Regions from separate parts of the Homo sapiens genome. Here region 1 is linked to region 2. Evidence: chromatin contacts called from ENCODE Hi-C or POLR2A ChIA-PET data. All regions are on one chromosome and are shown on one strand. Each heading gives the region's core, a stretch centred on a gene start or an enhancer-like site at or near the end of the contact. The rest is flanking DNA. Distances are from core to core; before and after follow the strand shown.

Evidence for each region. Hi-C counts contacts between places; a loop is a spot of excess contacts on that map. ChIA-PET counts read pairs that join two places held with the same protein, here RNA polymerase II (POLR2A). Pooled maps may share reads with other maps.
Region 1: a pooled map shows a loop between it and region 2 (2.7-fold over the local background). The contact joins two enhancer-like sites. A Hi-C loop is called at or near these places in 10 of 168 maps with a recorded cell type or tissue (B cell, CD14-positive monocyte, CD4-positive, alpha-beta T cell and 6 more), 36 of 37 single-sample maps with no recorded cell type and 20 of 50 pooled maps. POLR2A ChIA-PET finds 5 or more read pairs at or near these places in 15 of 52 experiments (B cell, CD4-positive, alpha-beta T cell, CD4-positive, alpha-beta memory T cell and 10 more).

What each region holds. Positions count from the first base shown.
Region 1 is chr19:41,551,696-41,555,233 of GRCh38, forward strand. It overlaps a transcript of CEACAM21 not described here. Among named protein-coding and RNA genes, the nearest start is that of LINC01480, 18 kb to the left of the region's middle. Within about 2 kb of position 1,511, at least 5 of the 41 ENCODE cell types and tissues checked have a DNase peak (open chromatin) inside an H3K27ac peak, as active enhancers do; they include B cell, where a contact is called at or near this core.
Region 2 is chr19:41,514,536-41,518,162 of GRCh38, forward strand. No RefSeq gene overlaps it. Among named protein-coding and RNA genes, the nearest start is that of PCAT19, 16 kb to the left of the region's middle. Within about 2 kb of position 2,061, at least 2 of the 41 ENCODE cell types and tissues checked have a DNase peak (open chromatin) inside an H3K27ac peak, as active enhancers do; they include B cell, where a contact is called at or near this core.

The DNA of each region.
Region 1 (3,538 bases), core at 261-2,760, 37 kb after region 2:
GCTTCAGGGGAAATAAAGACAATCCTGGATGCCTCAAGGGGCATTTCCTAATTTCAGAAAAATCAAACCAGGAACAGTATGAAAATGGCCTCCTTGAAGACGGTGTTCCCTGAGTACCTAGAACCCAAAACCGGTCAGTTGGGGAGGAAGCCTTCAAGGGCCACATTTTGGCTGGGAAGGAGGACAGTGAAGCTCTACCGCCAGGCAGGAAGCCCAGCCAGTGTGTTCCCAGACCAAACTCAGGGTCTGGCTGCTATTTCTCACGGCCCAATAACGAGATGCAGATAAACTGGGGAGGAAGAGAGTTTTTTATTTCTGGAACCGGTTACAGAGAGAAGGCCCAGAAAATATCTCCAGACCAACTGTAAATTACAAGGTTTTCCAGAGCTTATATATTTTCTAAGATGTATGTCTACGTGTCAGTGTGCATTTATCTAAAGATATAAGTGATTAACTTCTTTTAATCTGTAACTCTAGTCTAAGTCTTGGAGACCTTTCTCTGGAGCCTCAGTACATTTACTTAAATCTAAATGAGTCCAGGTGCTGGGGCTATTACCCTGACCTTGTCTCCTGCTCAATCACAGAGGTTTGGGGGGGGTTCCTTTAGACCCCCAATGAACTTGTTTGTGGAGGCCTGGCGAGTTTCTTCAGACCCCCAATTAAATTTGTTTAATCCTAAACAGGTCTGGTTAAGAATTCCTTCTTTGTTTTGTCATGCTGTAAGGCCCAGGAAAGGCCTAGGTAAAACCCTTGGTGGGCTTTTGTTACATTCTAGCCTTTGTAGAAAGGCGCTGGCACTTTCAGCTTTTGATACTGAACTTAACCACTCAGTCAGTACTGAAGTAGTTGTGATGGGGACCTCCATTAGTGAAATCTGGCCTGCCACAATCCCCACTGTCAATTTGCGCATGATTTCTATCATGCTTGTATATTTATTTATCACAAGAATCATAGGGAGATGGAGCATTGTAATCTTTCTGGCTACTTCCTGCTGAGAGGGGGTCATCGTTATGGGGCACCGAATGCAGCACTGGAGTGGAAAAAGTCGATTTGTTCCCAGTAGCACTCTCTGTTTCGGGGGTGTAGAGGCAGCACCTGCTAAAACATAATAGTAGGCAACAGCAACACATATAAATAGGTTGCTGCTACTTCCTTCAGAAGTTTCGGTTGTCTAGTCTTCAGTTCACAGGGCTTTAAGAAAGCACAGCTTAGGTTTCAGTGATTTCCAATTAAGAAAAATGGGGAAAAAGGGAAAGAAAAAGGAAACAAATGAAAAGATTATTTAGGAGACTTGTAGCCAGAGAAATACGAATTTAACCCAAACTGTAGAAAATAATAAAAACTGAATGCCAGACTAGAATTTAAAAACAGGTGTACTATAGTTTCCAAAAGTTTTTGAAACATAACTTCCCTCTCTCCAGTTACCCTTTTTTGTTGTTGTTGTTGAGATGGAGTCTTGCTCTGTCACCCAGGCTGTCGTGAAGTGGCACGATCTTGACTCACTGTAACCTCCGCTTCCCTGCCTCAGCCCCTTGAGTAGCTGGGATTACAGGCACCCGCCATCATGCCCGGCTCATTTTTGTATTTTTGTAGAGATGGGGTTTCACCGTGTTGGCCAGGCTGGTCTTGAACTCCTGACCTCAGATGATCTGCCCACCTCAGCCTCCCAAAGTGCTGGGATTACAGGAGTGAGCCACTGCACCCGACCCCAGTTTCCCGTTTTTACTAAAGACAAATTACGACAGGACCAATTTGCTTTATTATGCTTTGCCACTTTATTTGTACGAGGTGCAGCAAGAATAATTATTTTTCACATAGGCTTTTAAAATTGGTTTTAATGGGACTTTGTTTTATAGAAGGAATCTGAGATAAGACTTTTTAAAGCTGAGCCCCTGCCATGGATTTCTACCATCAAATACATATGGTTGGGTGAATTCCTGTCCTCTTGAAGTTTCAAGATAACTTGGGATTCCTGACCTGTCAGAATGTGACATTCTTTTCTTCCCACAGATCAGTAACCCTGTACAGGGACTGTGTTCACAGGATATAAGGTCAGTTTTCCAAAGGCTTTATTAGCTCCACAAGTCAAGTTTGATTCCTTAAAGGAAAGCACAGCATTCTGGTCAAAACCTTGGTAAAATAACCAGTTTTTCAAATTGTGTCCTGTTACCAAAGAAAACACATTCTTATTGCACTTATGCAAATAACTATATTGCCATAAATTAAGAATACCCACAAATAGTTTCCAAATTCTGGGGAAATCGGGTAGAGAGAAACAAATAATGCTCCAAATGGTGTTCATAGGAGTATATTTTGATTAATCGTTAAAAGCTGTCAATAGCTCAAAAGAAAATTTGCCTTGACTCTGAAAAGCAAAACAAAGGATCAGCAACGTTTTAAGCAAAAAGTCAAAAAGATCACTTCAGCCTCCTATTAGTTCACTTCATGCAGTTAATTCCTGTCCTGCTTGATATCAATGAACATTTTAGCTCTCCAAGTGTCCCGAACATTTTTCCTCTCTTCTGATGTCACAATCTCCAAAGTTATCAAAATTTGCATTTAAGAGCACCTGTTAGGGCTTTATAGCTGATTATAAAATTACCTTCTAAAGAGGGCCAAAACAAGGTAACATGTGTATATGGGTGACTGAACGTTTTAGGGTAGTCATAGTCAAAGACACAATTGACAAGGAAATCTGTTACCTCTGTGGCCCACAATAATTTAACATGACAATTATAATTATGACTGATAATGTACACTGAGATATAGCAGAATTATAGGAGTCTCCCATAACTTTGGAACCCTCATCAATAACATATTTATAGAAATATAGCCCAAAGAAAGCTAAAAATCATTTTATATTTCACAATGCTTCCTGTATGATTTTTGTACCAAATAAGCCAAATTTCACCTTTACATTAGTGTACTATTAATGTTAAACCTAATTCTTAATAAAACCTGATAGACATATTTACCCAATTTTAATGTTTGACCATAAGGTAACATTTTTATAGACTTTCTATAACCCTTTACAATTTTTGTTAAAGAGCAGGTTAGTGCTCTAAGAGAAACCCATTGTGTTTTTATTTCAATGCTCAATTTACAGAAATGCTGAATTATACCCCTTCAACTTTAGTCAATATGTTTACACACAAAAATATTTTAATTAATTTTTTCATAAACCTTTCACAACTTGCTTAAACATTTAGCTTTATTTTATCCAACTTAAAGCAATTCTTTAACCTTTTAATCTAGGCAAAAAAAATCCATCTTCTCATAAGAGCTTTAGAGACTCTTAGGCTTCTTTACTAGGACAGCTGAGCTCTAAAGCATGTGAACTTCACCCACCACAACTGTTTGCTCCATCTCAAGCTCAGAACCCTGCCCTGTCTGCCTAACCACAAGTGAGTATTTCCTGCCTTGATTTCCTGACATTTCTATATTTAATTCAGCTTGTTAAGTTCCAAGAAATCCCCTGGCAATTTTTATTATTGACCTCTTCTTCTTTGCACAGGTATCCAACCCAGTATCTACAAAT
Region 2 (3,627 bases), core at 811-3,310:
GGATATTGGGAGTAATAGCATCCTCTTTCATTCCGGATATTGGGAACAATATCACAGGAGAGTGTACACCCCCTTCGATATTGGAAGTAATATTATCATATTTTTTTCCTGTATTTTAAGAACAATATCATCTTCTCCATTCTGAATATTACCAACAATATTACAGGGGGATGAACGTCCCCTGAGATATTAAGACTAATATAATTTTCTCTCCCCCTAGATATTACGAACAATATCACAGGGGGTTGTACTCCCCCTGCTATATTGGAAATAATAGCATTCTCTTTTCTTCTTGGTATTACAAACAAGATCACAGGGGGGTGTACACTCCCCACGATTTTGGGAGCTATATCATCCTTTCCCCCTCTGGATATTCGGAACAATATCACAGGGAGTGTGCACCCCCTGCGATATTGGGAGTAACATTATCCTCTCCCCAGAGCGCCTCTGCCCGGCCTCTGAACCGTCTGGGAAGTGAGGAGCGCCTCTGCCCGGCAGCCCCACCATCTGGGAAATGAGGAGAGTCTCTGCCCGGAGTCCAAGTGTCTGGGAAGTGAGGAGCGCCTCTGCCCAGCCGCCCCACTGTCAGGGAAGTGAGGAGTGCCTCAGCTCGGCGGCCACACCATCTGGGAAGTGAGGAGCACCTCTGCATGGCCACACCACCGTCTGGGAAGTGAGGATCGCCTCTAGCCTGCCGCCCCACCATGTGGGAAGTGAGGAGCGCCTCTGCTGGGCCGCCCTACCCTCTGAGAAGTGAGGATCGCCTCTGCCCGGCTGCCCCACCATCTGGGAAGTGTGGAGCGCCTCTGGCTTGCCGCTGCTCCGTTTGGGAAGTGAGGAGTGCCTCTGCCAGGCCTGCAAACCGTCTGGGCAGTGAGGAGCACCTCTGCCCGGCAGCCCCCTGTTCTGGGAAGTGAGGAGCACCTCTGCCCGGCTCCTGCAACATCTCGGAAGTGAGGAGCACCTCTGCCCGGCTGCCTCACCGTCTGGGGAGTGAGGAGCGCCTCTGCCCGGCCACTGTGCAACCCTCCAATTGTGAAGTGGCAGCCTTCTGTTTGATCTTTCTGCCCTTCTCAAGTTTGCATTTTTGACATTAAAGTTTACTTTTAAAATAAAAAAATTATCTTCTCCCCTTCTGGATATTACAAACAATATCACAAGAAGGTTACACCCCTTGAGCTATTGTAAGGAATAGCATCCTCTCCCTACCTTGATATTACAAACAATATCATATGGGGCTACACACCCCCTGTGATATTGGAAGTAATATCATCCTCTCCCCTTCTGGATTTTATGGACAATATCACAAAAGGGTGTGCACCTTCTACGATATTGTGAGTAATATCATCCTCTACCCCCCTGGATATTATGAACCATATCATATGGGGGTGTACACTTCCCACCATATGGGGAGTAATAGCAACCTCTCCCCTTCCGGATATTACGAACCATACTACAGGGCGGTGTACACCCTCCACGATATGGGGAGTAATAGCATTCTCTCCCGTCGTGGATATTACAAACTATACCACAAAGAGGTGTACACTCCCTGTGATATGGGGATAATTACACCTTCTCTCCCTCCTTGATTTTACGATCCGTACTACAAGGGGGTGTACACTCCCCGCAATATGGGGAGTAATAGCACCTACTCCCCCGCTGGATATTAGGAACCAAAGGGGGGTGTACACCCCTCTCTATAAGGGGAGTCACAGTGTAGCAGGAGGAGCCGCGGACAAAATCCCACAGACACCGAGGTAGTGAAGGAAGTGGCTTTTAATCAGCTGGAAGCATCAGCAGACTAGAGTATCAAAATCCAAGCTTGTTGAGTGCACAATTTCTGTCCTTTTTAAGGGCTCACAACACTAAGGTTTTTACATGAAAGGGCCATGATTGATTGAGCAATCTAGTGGGTATGTGACAAGGGCTGCATGCACCAGTACTCAGAGTGAAACAGAACAGAACAAGAAATTTCACAATGTCCTTCCATACAATGTCTGGAATCTATGGATAACATCAGTTGCTAGGTCATGGGTTGAATTTTAACTTTCAGGCTAAGGTCAGGAAGGCCCAGGCCTGGTTTCGGGTCTGGTTTTGGATCTGGTGCCTGGCGCCGGGCTGCCTGCCTTTGGTTTCGCTTCCTTGTTTCTTCTTAAAACAGGTACTGAGTATAAAATAATACAGAACAATATGGGGGGGGTCTTTTGCTCTCTTCTCTCAATAGCACCCCTTACCTGGGATATTACAAAACATACCATAGAGGGGTGTACGCCTCCTGCAAAATGGGGAATAATAGCACCCTCTCTTACCCTGGATATTTCGAACCATACCACAGGGAGGTGCACTCCCCCCGCGATATGGGGAGTAATAGCACCCTCAATCCCCTGGATATTGTGAACCGTACCACAGGGGAGTGTACATTTCCAGCGATATGAGGGGTAATAACACCCTCTTCGTTCCCGGAGATTACAAAACATACCACACGGGGGTGTACACACCCCGCGATATGGGAAGTAATAGCATCCTCTTTCCCCCTGGATATTAGGAACCGTACCGCAGCAGGGTGTACATGCCTCGCGATATGGGGAATAATAGCACCCTTTCCCTCCCTGGATATTATGAACCATACCACAGGGGGGTGTACACCCCTTGCAATATGGAAAGTAATAGCACCCTCTTTCCTTCTGGATATTAGGAAACATACCAAAGAGGGGTGTACACCCCCTGCGATATTGAAAGTAATATTATCTTGCTCCCTTCTGGATACTAGGAACAATATCACAGGGGAGTGTACATGCCCTGTGATGTTTTGAGTAATATCATCCTCTCCCCTTTGAATGTTAGGATCAATATCACAGGGAGGTGTACACGTTCTGCGATATTGGGAGTAATATCATCCTCTACTTTTCTGGATATTAGGAACAGTATCACAGAAGATGTGAACACTCCCTGCTATATATCCAGTAATATCAACCTCTCCCCTCCTGGATATCAAGAATAATATAACCGGGGGGTGTACCCCACCTCTGATATTGGAAGTAATATCATCCTCTCTCCCTCTATATATTATGAACAATATCTCAGAGAGGGTGTATGCCCCCTGCGATATTGGGCGTAATATCATACTCTCTTCCCCTGGATATTAAAAACAATATCACAGGGGGAATAGGCACCACCTGAGATATTGGGAGTAATATCATCCTCTCCCTTAAAGGATATTAGGAACAATACATAGGGGTGGTGTACACCTCCTGTGATATTATAAGTTATATCATCCTCTCTTCCCCCAAAATATTAGGAACAATATTACAGGGGCGTTGTACACCTTCTGGGATATGGAGAGCAATGTCATCCTCTTTTCCATTGGATATTAGGAACAATATAAAAGGGGGGTGGACACACCCTGCGATATTGGCAGTAATATCATCTTTTCCCTCCTGGATATTAAGAAAAATATAACAAGAGAGGTGTACACTTCCTGCGACATTGAGAGTGATATCGTCCTCCCCCGCATGGATATTAGGAACAATATCACAGGTTGGTGCACACCCCCTGCGATATTGGGACTAATATCATCCTCTCCCCGCCCGAATATTTGGAACAATATCACAGGGGGGTGTACACCCC